Regions from separate parts of the Homo sapiens genome. Here regions 1 and 2 are each linked to region 3. A link is a contact called in ENCODE Hi-C or POLR2A ChIA-PET data. All regions are on one chromosome and are shown on one strand. Each heading gives the region's core, a stretch centred on a gene start or an enhancer-like site at or near the end of the contact. The rest is flanking DNA. Distances are from core to core; before and after follow the strand shown.

Region 1 (4,605 bases), core at 676-3,175, 110 kb before region 3:
ATAATACATTTTAGAACTGTTTTGAAAAAAGAGGGAAGGAACTGCTATTTATTGAGAGCATGCCATATGCCAAGCTTCATGCTAGTTTCTTTCTTGTAGGAAAGAAAATCCATGGATTTTCAGGATAGCCTCCAGAAATTTAAATCAGAATCCTCCAGCCCAATTCACTGAATATTCTAGCTTCTTAGAAACCATTCACCATTCCTTCAACAAACATCTATTGATGGCCTACTATGTGCCAGGAGTAAGAAAAGCACTGAAAGTTACATGGCAGTAAATTCATGTACACAGTATTTGGTGCTTATGACAAAAACCTTCATAGCACATGTAACCTTTTTTAAAATAAGAGCTTTATTGAGATATAATTCACATACCACATAATTTATCCATTTAATATGTACAATTCAGCAGTTTTTAGTATATTCACAAAGTTGTGCAACCATCACCATCATACCTTTTAGAACATTTCACCACCCCCAAAATAAATTTTCTACCCACTAGCAGTCACTCCTCACTCTCTCTTCCCCCCAACTCCTGACAACCACTAATCTACTTTCTGTGTCTATGGATTTGCCTATCCTGAACATTGCATATAAAAGGAAACATAAAATATGTGGTCTTTTGTGATTGGCACCCTTCAATTAGCATAATATTATGAAGGTTCATCTGTGTTGTAACATTCATCAGAACCAGAACTCCATTCCTTTATACTGCTGAATAATGTTCCACTCTATGAATAGACAACATTTTATTTTTAAATGTTTAATTGAATTTAATTAAAAAATTCTTGAGACAGGGTCTCGCTCTGTCACCCAAGCTGGAGAGCAGTGGCATGATCACAGCCCACTGCAGCCTCGACCTCACGGGCTCCAGAGATCCTTCCACCTCAGCCTTCCGAGTAGCTGGGTGTACAGGTGCGCACCATTACGCCTGGCTAACTTTTCTATTTTTTTCTAGAGATAGGGTTTCTTCATGTTGCCCAGGCTGGTCTCAAACTCCTGGACACAAGCGATCCGGCCTCCCAAAGTGCTGAGATTACAGATGTGAGCCACTGTGCCCGGCCAACATTTTATTTATCCATTCATCCATTGATGGATATTTGGATTATTTCTACTTTTTTACTATTATGAATAATGCTGCTATGAACATTTGTGTGCAAGTTTTTATGTGAACATATGTTTTCCTTTCTTTTGGGTATATACCCAGGAGTAGAATTGCTGGGTCATATGGGAAATCTAAGTTTAAGCTTGGAGGAACTGCCATACTGTTTTCACACCTGCAGTGTCTGAGCGTATCAGGGCTCTGATTTCTGCACATCCTTGTCAACACTTGGTATAGTATATGTAATCTTTGCATCATAATTAAACTGTGAACACTTAATTCTTTTTTTTTTTTTTTTTTTTTTGAGACGGAGTCTCTCTCTATCTCCCAGGCTGGAGTGCAGTGGCGTGATCTCGGCTCACTGCAAGCTCCGCCTCCTGGGTTCACGCCATTCTCCTGCCTCAGCCTCCCGAGTAGCTGGGATTACAGGTGCCCGCCATCACGCCCGGCTAATTTTTTGTATTTTTGGTAGAGATGGGGTTTCACCGTGTTAGCCAGGATGGTCTTGATCTCCTGACCTCGTGATCTGCCCGCCTCGGCCTCCCAAAGAGCTGGGATTACAGGTGTGAGCCAACGTGCCCAGCCCCTACACTTAATTCTTAGAATGAAGACCACTGGATGGGTTATAAAGACTTGAAATCAAGCATTATGAAAGTAGCTTGCTTGTGTCATCAAGAAGTATTTAAGGAGTGCCTCCTAGATATAGGGCACTACAATAGGAAATAGGCTCTTTGAAGGTGTTTTTTTGTGGTTGTGTTAAGTAAATGGGGCACCTATGACTCAGATTTCCCTGGCAAGCCAGGAAGTATCTCAAAATCTCCAGGTCTGGTTCTACAGGCAGGGCAGCATGACTGAAAAATCTGGTATTTCAGATCACCCACGGTAGGCAGGGACAAGTAATGATAGCTTTTGGCAAACCTAAGACAGATCCAGGACACCTGTAATTGGCCTGAGTTTCCGGCTTTGAGTTCAGACCTAGCCTTTAGGCCACTAACTGGTGAACCATTGGCCAGATCTGACCCACAGAGGTGTTTTGTTTGACCTGTGAAGTGTTTGGAACGTTTTGATTTGAAATTCCTTTATGCTCTCCACTCTGTTATTGTTTTATACCCGACCTGGTTCACTCTTTTACATTATCTACCTGGCTCATGGAGGTATTTGAGTTTGCAAGTCCTGCTCAGGATGATGCCTTAGTCATATGTTTAAGGCCTGGGCAATTATCAAATAGAATATCATTGCCATAATAAAAAAGCAGAGTTACATCCCTATATCAACAAGAAGCAGTTGTTAAACCCATAATTGTGCAACATGCAACATAGAGAACAGTAAATAGTTGTGACCTATACCTATGAGGACCTTATAAACTAAGGTAAACCATGCTGACACAGACAGACTTTCACATGGTCAACAGAGAGTAGAAAAAGGCATATGGACCATGAAAATAAACATGATGAAGGTCAGTAATGAGCATGGTGGCAACAGCCAAACTTACGGGCTTGTGTTCCTACGTACACACGTATTCTAAAAATCGTCTCTTTATGAAAGACCCTCTTCCCAGATTAAACCTATTAAAATGTGAACTTATTTGATGGACATATTTGCAAGACTTGTGACATTCCAACATTGCTCAGTAATGCCAACATTCAGAGAGTTCTCTTAAGGCAGATGTAGTCATTGAAATGATCAGGTGTGTGATTAGAAATGTGACTGGAAGGCCAGGTGCAGTGGCTCTCACCTGTAATCCCAGCACTGTGGGAGGCCGAGGCAGGTGGATCACCTAAGGTCAGAAGTTTGAGACCAGCCTAGCCAACATGGTAGACCCCGTTTCTACTAAAAATACAAAAATTAGCCTGGTGGGGTGGCAGGAGCCTGTAATCCCTGCTACTCAGGAGGCTGAGGCATTAAAATCATCTGTATCTGGGAGGCGAAGGTTGCAGTGAGCTGAGATGGCACCACTGCACTCCAGCCTGGGTGACAGAGTGAGACTCCATCTCAAAAAAAAAAAAAAAAAAGCATCCTTGGATGCTCTTGGTGCCCTGAGCATGTCCTGTCACCTGCTGATGCACCCATCTCAGGCCACAGGGAATGTTGCCAGTGACTCATAGCCACACCCTCACCTCCTTGCCCAGAGATCCCTCGGATGTTATACCACCCCAGGGAGGAATGTGGTCTGCAGCTAATGAGTGGTTAATACAGGCTTTAAAAGCCCTGGACTCTTGCCTTAAGGTGGGATGACTGCATGGTGCACACACACTCCAGAGCTTCCTGTGGGGTTAGGCTGGAGCCAGACCTCACCGAGCTTACATCTTCGCCTGGCTTCCTCCCCGTGCTAGTTTACTTCCCTTATTCCCCTACACATTTCACTTGAGAGCACTCTGTCAAAAGATCACAGGTACCAGAAACCCCATCTCAGCCTCCGTTTCTAGGAAACCTGATCTGGGACACCTAACCTACCCTACAAAATTGTCCTTATGGGGTCAAATTTTTAAATAGTTATTAAAGCATAATACACATGACATTAGGCATGTAATGGTTAGAAAGTAACAGCCCTGAGCTGCAGCAGTCATGGTGACCCTCTAATAGTCCCTTAAAGGCAGTTTTATGGCATTAATGCCTCTGCCCAGTGGAAGAGCCATTTCAGTTCATACTTCAATCATAAAATTACTTTTCCATCAAACCAGAATGCTTATATAACCCCTTCCTTTACTGAAATGTGGCCAGAACCGAGAGAGAGAGAGAGAGCTATAAAATTATGAAGACAAGCAGTGAGCCTAGATTGCCTTATTGACGTACATAATTTATATAACCAAGCTCTGTATCTTACAGAAAAGTACTTTCAAATAGAAAGTGCTTTGATTTTGATGAGAGAACTGTGATTGTTATATCACTCTGGCTTCTACAATGCACAGTATACCTAATTGTCTTAACAACTTTGTGCAACATTTTTCCTGAAACCTAAAAAGTTTGCAGTGTGTGTATGTGTGGATTGGTTTCCAAGGGCTGCTGTAACAAATGGCCACAAATTTGGTGGCTTACCACAACAGAAGTTTATTCTCTCACAGCACTGGAGGCCAGAAGTCTGCAATCAAGATGTCATAGGGCTACACTCCCTCCAGCTCCACAGGAGAGGGTCCATTCTTTGCCTTTTCCAGGTTCTGGTGGCTGGTGGCATTCCTTGACTTGTGGCAGCATCTCTCTAGGCTCCATTTTCACACGGTCTTCCCTTCTCTGCGTGTCTTTTCTGTCTCAAATCTCCCTCTGCCTCTCTCTTATAAGGATACTTGTCATTGGATTTAGGGCCTGCAAGGATAATCCAGGATGATCTTGTTCAAGATCCTTAACTTAATGACATTTGCAAGGACCCTTTTACCAAATAAAGTCAGAGTCACAGGTTCTAGGGATTTGAGGTGGACAGCTTTCTAGGGTGCCATTTTTGGTTCTACCACAGTGTTTATAAACGTGGGTGTGCACAACCACAGGAAGATAAGGAGGGGTGTATATATT
Region 2 (4,595 bases), core at 120-2,619, 89 kb after region 3:
TGTACATATACACGTATATACACATATATATGTACATATATATGTACGTATATATATGTATATACGTATATATGTACATATATACATATATATATATATAATGTGTGTGTGTCCCATTTTGTTTAACCATCCCTCTGCTAATAGGCACTTAGATTGTTTCTACATCTTGGCTACTGCGTGACTAATGCTGCAACGAACACAAAGGTACAGATATCTCTTCCACACGCTGATTTCACTTTTTGTGGATATATACCCAGAAGTAGGAATGCTGGATCATATGGCAGTCCTATGATTATTTTTTGAGGAACCAACCCATTCTTTATCAAAGTGGAGGAACCAAGAAGGAAGTCCTGTTTAATATATGAGGCCAGGCAGTAAGGCCCTGCAGTCACTGATTGAATGCCACAAGAAAGGGAAGACGGCACAGCCTCTGGGAAAAGATATTGGTGCTCCTTTTAATGTTTGGTGTGCTTAACACAGTTGCTTTTTTTTTTTTGAGATGGAGTTTTGCTCTTGTTGCCCAGGCTGGAGTGCAATGGCGTGATCTTGGCTCACCGCAACCTCTGCTTCCCGGGTTCAAGTGATTCAGCCTTCTGAGTAGCTGGAATTACAGGCATGTGCCACCACGCCCAGCTAATTTTGTATTTTTAGTAGAGATGGGGTTTCTACATGTTGGTCAGGCTGGTTTCATACTCCTCACCTCAGGTGATCCGCCCACCTCGGCCTCCCAAAGTGCTGGGATTAGAGGTGTGAGCCACCACACCCGGCCCACAGTTGCATTTTTAGAGAAAACATGAGCCAGAGCACATTGGTGCTGAAGCAACTAGTGCTCAAATGCTGTGTGGCTTTGGCTAAAGCCCTTGTGTGGGCAGGGTCAGGATGAGAGGGGTCATCCCCATTCATTCTCCACCTCTCTCTACCCTGACTGTGTGGCCCAGGAGATGCATCTCTAGGGACAGCTTCACCAAAGCTCTTTGCCTGACAGCTTCTGGGCATTCCTGGCTAATGGGGGCACCTGGCGGGGATGGAAGGGAGGAAGGCCGCCCTGGCAGTGGCTTTGTCCCACAGCTCCTGGGAAGCAGTCCCTCTCCCAGCTCTGGCGGTCACTGGGCTGCGGTACCATATTCTGTCCCTTTGCCCCTGCAGTGCTAGGGGGGTAACCACTCCCAGCGTTTGTTTTCTCTGGTGCCACACCGCCCCTGGTGCCACACCGCCCCTGGTAGAGTCAGTCCTTTCATCCTGCCTGCACTTCCGTAAATAGTCCCCTCATTACATTTTTTTTTTTTTTTTCAGTTAAGCAATTTGGAGTGTGCCATCTGTTTCCTGCCCGGCTCTGGCTGATACTGTGACTAACCTTTTCACTGAGGCTTAAAATAAGTTGGTGATGCCTGTTTACACGGATTTAGTAGCCAACACCTGCAGCTTGCTGTTTTAGGTCTGAGCTTGCAAATGAGCCCCTCTTGCCAGGGTCTTAACTGTTGACTCTGTACTTTCCAAATTTTCTATAGGGGTGCTTATTATTTTGTTTCCTAGCCTGAGTTTGCGGTTTGCAGTGAAGTAGGACTAGCAAAAATTTAGGAAGCTATAGGATAGAGTGGTATGGCTGCATGACCTCAGCAATTGCTTAACCTCCTTGTGCCTCAGTTTTCCTCATCCCTAAGATGGGCATCATAATAGCACAACCTTATCTTATAGGGTTTTCCTGAGGGTTAACTAAATTTAAGTGTGTAAAGTACATAGCATAGGGCATGGCACATAGTAAATGCTCAAAACAGGTAGTTCTTATTATTATTTTATTGGAGGAAGGGTTTTACTCAGAATTATATGATAAGGTTAGAATCCCAGCTCTGCCATTGAGTAGATGGGTGACCTTGGAACTATTACTTAAACTCTTAAACTCTTCGAGTCTAAACATCTACATGGGATTAGTAATGCTTGTCTCACTTAGTGGTTGTCAGACCAAAATGTGATCATGTGTAGGAAAGGTCTTTGTAAATATTTGTTTTGTTTTGAGACAGGGTCTCACTCCAACGCCCAGGCTGGAGTGCAGTAGCACGATCTCAGCTTACTGGGTTCAAGTGATTCTCTTGCCTCAGCCTCCCGAGTAGCTAGGATTACAGGCATCCGCCACCACGCCTGGCTAATTTTTGTACTTTTAGTAGAGACGGGGTTTCACCATGTTGGACAGGCTGGTGTTGAACCCCTGTCCTCAAGTGATCTGCCTGCCTCAGCCTCCCAAAGTGCTGGAATTATAGGTGTGAGCCACCATGCCTAGCTGGTCTTTGTAAATTCTAAACCACAAATATGAAGTACAAACTGAAGATCATCTGATCTACACATTGTAGAAGATTCCTTTTTGTCCTGCATGGGTCTTTGCTCTGGTTCATAAGTTAGGAGGGTTTCCTAAAGGAAAAATGGGTGTTTGTTTCTCGTCTAATCATTATGGGGAATGTAGTTTTATCCGGGGAAGAGAAGAGAAAAGGCAGTGTGGTGATTTTGGAGGGAATTTGTCATGGTGATGCAGGAGGAGTGAGCATGTGTCAGGGAGGTATAATTTATTTTTCAGCTTTCTGGAAGCATGATGCTCTTCAGAAGCCTGAGGCCAGCACTCCCTGGCTAGGAGGCAGGCATGTCTAGAAACCTGGGTGACAAGGAAGGATAAGGCAGGGGAAGACCTGTGTTAAAACTTGCGCCATGTTGGCCAGGCTGGTTTTGAACTCCTGACCTCAAATGATCCACCCACCTCAGCCTCCCAAAGTGTTGGGGTTAGAGACGTGAGCCACCACATTAGCCGGGCATGGTGGTGGGCACCTGTAATCCCAGCTACTCAGGAGGCTGAGGCAGGAGAATCGCTCGTGCCCAGGAGGTGGAGGTTGCAGTGAGCAGAGATTGCGCCACTGCACTCCAGCCTGGGCAACAGAGCAAGACTCCGTCTCAAAAAAAAAGAAAAGAAAAACTTTAGACAAGGTGAATTTAATAGAGTTTAATTAAGCAAAGAGTGATTTGCAAATCGGGCAGCCTCCGAAATCAGAAAAGGTTTAGAGAAACTGGCAATTCCGCATGGTTGGAGAGGATTTAGGGACAGAAAAATGAAAGGGACAGTGACTACTGAAACAGCCAGATTGGTTACCGCCTGGCTTCTGCCTTATTTGCACATGGTGTGAACAGCTGGCTGCTTGTTGTGATTGGCTGAGACTCCACTACTTGTTCCTAGAGTAATTTACAATCTGTTTATACCTCTAGTTGGGTTACAGTTCACTGTGTATGGAGACACCTTTAAGCTGAATGTAAACTATGTAAGGAGGCAACTTCAGGCTAAACTGGAATATTCAGCCATGAGAAAAGAGACAGTGCAACTGGGCTGGAATGGACGGAGAGTTGAGGGGCTACAGAGACCACCACTGCTTATCTGAAGGGCCCAGCCTGGGAGTGCGACACTAGACTGCATGGGCACCTAAGGCTGTCCCAGGATGTTTGTGTTTACATTTCCTCTTAAGTGGGCCTCCCTCTACAGGAGCCAGTATATGGGATGCTGCTTAAATAGATCGTGCTCCCCACTCCCAAAAGTGGTCCTTGTCCACATCTCCGGCTGTTTTTGGTACAGAGGTGCAGAAAAAAGTTTGCTGTTACAGTTTCCGGTTCTGGGCTCCAACCACCCACATATAATTTGCTCTGTTCTTCTTGCCCTAGGTGATTTCTGGAAAATCCTGCTGGCTCAGCTCCTCTGTGATCTTGCTGACTTTCCACAGCATGGCCTGAGGCCCATAGCACGCTCAGAGCCCGCAGTCCTCCCTGAGCCTGGCCAGCTAGCGGCAGGGCCTTGTGGCCTGATGCAAATGCTACCACTACCCAAAGGCCATTTATGAGACTCTCCAAGCAGCTGCCTCTAAAGGCCATCCTACCAGCATTTAAATGACCCTCATACAAGTTTTCTTCATCTCGGGGCTCTCCTACCAGCTCCTGCTGCCTTTTTTTTTTTTTTTCTGGCAAACATATTCTTCTGTGACTTTCTCTTGATTGACATGGGGTGATGGGATGTTTCTATGCTCCTATTTGGGTATTTTTAGAAGCTGACTGACTGACCTGCTCCTCCTTCCTAGAATGGTTTAGTTTTTTGTGTCACTTGGTAGAGACACTGCAGGGCACTGTGTGGCATCTGCCTGGTCTGTTTGTCAAACACCGGCTCAGGGTCGCAGCTGTCAAGTCTGGAGGGCCCAGAGCACAGGCAGCCTTTTCCTGCAGCCCAGATGAGTTGACATGGGACCTGGGCTCTCGCCGGGCTCAGCCCACACCTCTCAGAACAGAAGGCAGTTGGAGGAGTGGAATAGCGGACTGAAATGTTAAATCAGGGAGCCCAGAGGTTCTCTACCAAAAAATTCACGCACCCTGATTCCCACTTCCACTTAGAAACAATTCTGCTTAGTCCCGTCTTTCAAGCCCACTGAGCACCACCTATGAATTATCAGGGGCACCAGGCAGATGAGCGACTCTTTCTGTCCACTTCAACATGCTCTCTGACCCAGCCCTGGCTGGAGTGAAATTTTTAAATGATTTTTTCATTTGCATATTTCCATATGGACTATGAGATTCCTGAA
Region 3 (4,853 bases), core at 610-3,109:
AATTTGCCACCAAATAGATTTGCTCTTACGTTTAATGTATTCAGGATCTGAGTAACTCTTTGGTAAAGTTTTTTTACTGAAAACTTGAGAGTCACTGGCCTAAGCAAAAGGGGGCTGAATTTCTGAATTTAAAGCCTTAAGGGGAGAAAAAGAGGATAGAAAAAAAAAAATTTAGAAGGCTAAATTTAGTAGGGTTTGATCAATTCCCAAAGACGACTATAGCTTTTCGCTTTAAACCATAAAACACCAAAGATGCTAAATGAAGTGGGGAACAGGAAGGACAGGTTGGTGGCAGGTAAGGCAAGTATGGGACAAATCAAGTTTTCAGAGCCTGTGGATAAGTGCCTGCTACCCCACTAAATGATTCAAAACACTTTTTATTCACCACCACCCACTATGCCCTAGTACAATGACAGGCAGTCAACAAAATGTACTGAATGAACACAATGGGATCAGGAATTCAAAAGCTAGCTATGGGAATGAACAAAAATAAATGGTAAAATAAGAAGTAGAACGTTACCTCCGTCTTTCCCATCAAATTCATATACCAAGGTAGCTTTTGAATTTGGGTTCTACAATTCCTTCAGTTATATGGATTCAAATAAATGTACCAGTATATAATTCAAAGATGGGTGTATATAAGCAAGTAATATAAAAAGATCCATTACTTACTTAGTCTGTGAAGCTGTGGTTAACTTCTCCAAAATAGTGTCTGGAAGGAGTTTTCTTTTCTTTTGGAATGAAAACGTTTAAAATTAATAGAAAGTCATGTACATAGTATGTCCGGAGTTGCTTCTGAAGTTACCGCTTTTAAGAATGCCCTACATCTAGGCAAAGAAATGAATTAGGCTGGAAACTGCCCCCATACCTCTAAGCTATGGGAAGACCGGGTCCACAAAACTCCACATTCTCTGAAAGACTTGATGAAAACTAGAAAGGGTGCCCACGGTATTCTAACCCTCAGGTCACTGTTATAAATTGAAAGCAGTTAAGTAATGTCTGCCTGGAGCCAGCTCTCTGTGTCGAGTATCAGACAGCAAAGCAACCATACACTAAGTCTGTACAGCCCTTACAGTTTACAAATCACCTCATTTAATTCTCACAGCAACCTCTTATTTTCAGTTGGTGGACACTAAAGGAGACGAACTTTTTTTTTTTGAGACAGGGTCTCGCTCTGTCGCCCAGGCTGGAGCGCAGTGGTGTGATCTCGGCTCCAGGCAGCCTCGACATCCCGGGCTCCGCCCACCTCGTCCAACTAAAGTACTGCCGCGCCCGGCCCGAGCATCTTTCCACCACTGTCAGAGGCAATCTTGGTGACTGTTTCCCCACTCCAATATCCTGCCAACCCAAATTACATCCACCATAGGAATTCTCCCTGAGCCGAGTTGTTTTAATAAGACACCTCCTCCCTAGCCTCTAACCTTCTGTTCGATGAACAGCTCCTCGCGTCGCTTCCTCTTCTCCTTCAGGAGCGTTTTATCCCTGGGAGGAAGGGTGATAAGTCAGCAAAGGGAAGGACAAGCGGGACGAGAAAGGGCGGTTCTCCCCGCCGGGCAGCGGGCTCCGAACCTGCGCACGGTCTCCCGCACTCGCCGCTCCTCTTCTCTCGCTTCCGCCTGGGCGCTGGCGAAAGTCAGCTCCTCCGGGGCCTCATCGTCAAACTCATCGTCCCCTTCCTCGTCTTCCTCCAGGGGCTCGGCGGCCGCGCCGCTGCTGGGCTGCCCGAGCAACAGCCCGTGCTCCGCCTCCTCCTCCTCCGAGGCCAGCTGGCCCTCGTCCACCATCGCCTCCGCCGACGCCGGGGCGCGAGACGCTCGCGGTCGGAGCTGCACCATGGCCCACGCAGCGCTAGACCGTCTGACCTCTGACCCGGAAGCAGCTACAAGCGGAGCGCAAGCCTACTTTCATCGCCCCCTGCAGGTTCGGAGGTCCTCAGGACGGGTGGGGCGCATGCGCGAAGGGAGGAAGGGCGTGGCCTGTAGGCAGTGGGCGTGTTTCTTTCCACGTGGCCAGCGCAGGCCGCCTTGGAGCCGGATGGACCCCACGGAAAATGCTCTGCCGGCGAAAGCGGCTGGCAATGGGGTTGATTTCAAGGCAGGGAAGAGCCATCGCGCTGCCCTCCTCGGCTGGGATGGCGAGACAGGGCTGGCACGGCTCACGCTGTCCGGTGCTCAGAAAACCGGTAATCGCGGGCCCGAGGCGCTGCTCGCCGCCGTTTTTTGGCCCTGGGTTCCGTCGAGTGGATCCAGCTTGTCAGTCTTTGTGTAGATTTGGCTGCGTTCGCTCCGCACTTCGGAGGAGGTGGCGTTTCATGGGAAGAAATGCGCTCTAGCAGATGGCCGCCGTGGCCAGTCAGCCCTGCTGCCACCGACGAAGACGCGGGCGACAGACCTGGACTCTAAAGAAATCTGCACAGACGTGCCCGGCGCCCTCGGCCTTCCCAGCTCCGCGGCCGCAGCGACGCCGGTTAGGATGTCGGCCCTGTGGGAGGGGCGCCCTTCCTGGTGCCGGGCCCTAACCCACGACCTGGAACAGCAGCTGGCCCGTGGCAAATGCTGAGCATATCTCCTGAAAGAATGGCTTCGCCGGTCCCTAGAGAATGCACCCGAGTTTTGTGGTATATACACATACGTACTTTTTTTCCAAGTATATTTTATTTCTTGGCAAACATGGCCCTTTGTGATCGCTGTGTTTCTCTCCTCCCATCCATTATACAACACTAAGTGATTCATCATTCTTTGAACAAATCAAACTGTTTCACACCTGCCATGCATTTGTACCGACCGTGCTCTTCCCTCTACTGCCGCAGCCCCCCAGGTAGAAGTCCTTTTTATACTTCAAAAATTCCCACCCAGGCAAATTTCAAGCACCTTACCCCTACCCCATCCCACTCTGCCCATCTCTAATTGCGCTGGTCTGAACCCGCACAAATGTCTGTGTAGTTTCTGCACTTCATAACAGCTTATATGACAGTTGCTCCAGCCATTCTGTGAACCCCTGAGGGGAAGGGCCAGGTCTTGCTAGTCATTTTATTTCTAATGTCTATCATCTGGTAGATGTTTAATAAATGCTAAGTTGAATAATTCTATCTTACACATATATTGTATTTTTAATTCTCTTTTCATGTCTTCTGTTTTAGAAGCAATTCTCAATTTAAAAACGACAAAACCAAATAGGAACAAAAATGATAAAACTTGAAAACAACAACAACAAAAAAAGCTGCTGAACCAGAGGTTCAGTATGAGAGGAATTGCAAAGAACAGTTTTGAAATCTCTAGGCCTTAGTCAGATAGAAATTACAAATCAAAAATATAATCAGACTCCCTGAGACACTAACACTAGGAAAATGAATAAAGTTAACTTGGAGCAGCCCAAGAACAAACTTATAAGTGCATGATGGTATTTTATGTGCAAAACTGCTTTATAAGTACTATAAGACTATTACAGGTATTACCAGTGCCCTCAGTGTAAACTCCTTGGCCCACCCATGTAAAGTGTACATCGAGCCCTCAGGGTCCCTGACTGGTTCTCCAGCCGCCCCATAGGCTATGAGCATCCCCGTTCCCTACACAAAGGACCACTGGGATTTATTAAAGGTTATGCCTTGCAATGCAGTACAAAGTTTTATATGATAGTGTCTTGTTGCCTGTTTCTACAAAAGCCAAGGGTGTAACATTAAATGCAATTTTGCAAGGGGCTGAGGTGATGTGGTCCAAGTATGTAATCACTTCAGGGAGCCATATGTGACCTTCATACACTGTTGATAATGGCCATGCCTCCCAGTCAGGCCTGTGACACCTGCTGGACAGCAGGCATTCCAAGGCCCCTAAGCACTGAGTTAGCTGGTAAAGGTTAAGGAAAAAGCTGTATTCTTACTACTTTACTCCAAGGTAGTAAAGTGTATGGAAGATGTACCTGACAGAAATAACTTAAGCATCCCCTGAGAATGACCCTGTATGGCAGATGCATCTGACAGCAATAACTTAAGAAGTGAGGGTTGCCACGTGGAGGCTGCTGAGGGGAGGGTGCTGAGTGAAAGTGCTATGTAAACTGCATGCTTTTTATAAGTGGTTGCAGTTCTGTCCAGCCCGCGGCCACTGGACCACCCTGTAAGGTTCCCCAAATAAACCCTATGTTTCCTTCACTAGCTCCAGGTCTCTTCTTTGGCCTCTTGAACCTGGTGCCATCCCTACTGAAGTTAACAGAGGTCTGGCCCAACCTAAGGGCATCATTTTTTAAAGTCCCATGGAAAAAACTCCCAGCAGAGTTCAGCATCTGGGAACGGTTGGCAGGCCCCACAGGAACCACAGCTTCTGCCTTTATGATGCTGAGAAACACTTCACTGTTGACTTCCCCCATCTAAGGGGGCCAGAGCTAAATTTTGGGCAGCTGTGTTTATCCTGGGGGTCCACATATTTGCATCATTCTTTCTTCTCATCGTGATGTTCTACCTTGTTGGTACTGTTCTCTTCCTTCTTTGTGTGAGTTCCTGTTGTGAGCTTCCCCTTGTTCACTGAGGTAATGTAGCCAAACAAGGTTAAAAAGCCCCCAGTAAGCCGGGTGCGGTGGCTCATGCCCGTAATCTCAGCACTTTGGGAGGCCGAGGCGGGCAGATCACCTGAGGTCGAGAGTTTAAGACCAGCCTGACCAACATGGAGAAACCCCGTCTCTACTAAAAATACAAAATTAGCTGGGTGTGGTGGTACATACCTGTAATCCCAGCTACTCATGAGGCTGAGGCAGGAGAATCTCTTGAACCCGGGAGGCGGAGGTTGCTGTGAGCTGAGATCGCACCACTGCACTCCAGCCTGGGCAACAAGAGTGAAACTCTGTCTCAAAAAAAAAAAAAAAAA

What was found. Hi-C counts contacts between places; a loop is a spot of excess contacts on that map. ChIA-PET counts read pairs that join two places held with the same protein, here RNA polymerase II (POLR2A). Pooled maps may share reads with other maps.
Region 1: a loop to region 3 is called in a pooled map, with 3 times the contacts of the local background. The contact joins the enhancer-like site here to the promoter of NOL7 in region 3. A Hi-C loop is called at or near these places in 60 of 168 maps with a recorded cell type or tissue (B cell, CD14-positive monocyte, CD4-positive, alpha-beta T cell and 36 more), 36 of 37 single-sample maps with no recorded cell type and 46 of 50 pooled maps. POLR2A ChIA-PET finds 5 or more read pairs at or near these places in 32 of 52 experiments (A549, AG04449, AG04450 and 26 more).
Region 2: a loop to region 3 is called in a map of B cell, with 11 times the contacts of the local background. The contact joins the enhancer-like site here to the promoter of NOL7 in region 3. A Hi-C loop is called at or near these places in 3 of 168 maps with a recorded cell type or tissue (B cell, OCI-LY7 and endothelial cell of umbilical vein), 3 of 37 single-sample maps with no recorded cell type and 8 of 50 pooled maps. POLR2A ChIA-PET finds 5 or more read pairs at or near these places in 7 of 52 experiments (B cell, CD4-positive, alpha-beta T cell, K562 and 4 more).

The regions. Positions count from the first base shown.
Region 1 is chr6:13,723,076-13,727,680 of GRCh38, reverse strand. No RefSeq gene overlaps it. Among named protein-coding and RNA genes, the nearest start is that of RANBP9, 14 kb to the right of the region's middle. Within about 2 kb of position 1,925, at least 7 of the 41 ENCODE cell types and tissues checked have a DNase peak (open chromatin) inside an H3K27ac peak, as active enhancers do; they include PC-9, mammary epithelial cell, natural killer cell and 1 more, where a contact is called at or near this core.
Region 2 is chr6:13,523,590-13,528,184 of GRCh38, reverse strand. No RefSeq gene overlaps it. Among named protein-coding and RNA genes, the nearest start is that of GFOD1, 38 kb to the right of the region's middle. RefSeq lists an enhancer at 1,251-1,370. Within about 2 kb of position 1,369, at least 14 of the 41 ENCODE cell types and tissues checked have a DNase peak (open chromatin) inside an H3K27ac peak, as active enhancers do; they include B cell and OCI-LY7, where a contact is called at or near this core.
Region 3 is chr6:13,612,341-13,617,193 of GRCh38, reverse strand. NOL7 (nucleolar protein 7) reads right to left here and starts at 1,859. Exons shown (of 8, transcript NM_016167.5): 1 at 1,570-1,859; 2 at 1,422-1,482; 3 at 673-731. The coding sequence starts at 1,835. SIRT5 (sirtuin 5) reads right to left here. Exons shown (of 10, transcript NM_012241.5): 10 at 2,036-4,853. LOC124901263 (a long non-coding RNA gene) reads left to right here and starts at 1,992. Exons shown (of 2, transcript XR_007059461.1): 1 at 1,992-4,853. RefSeq lists an enhancer at 2,477-2,646.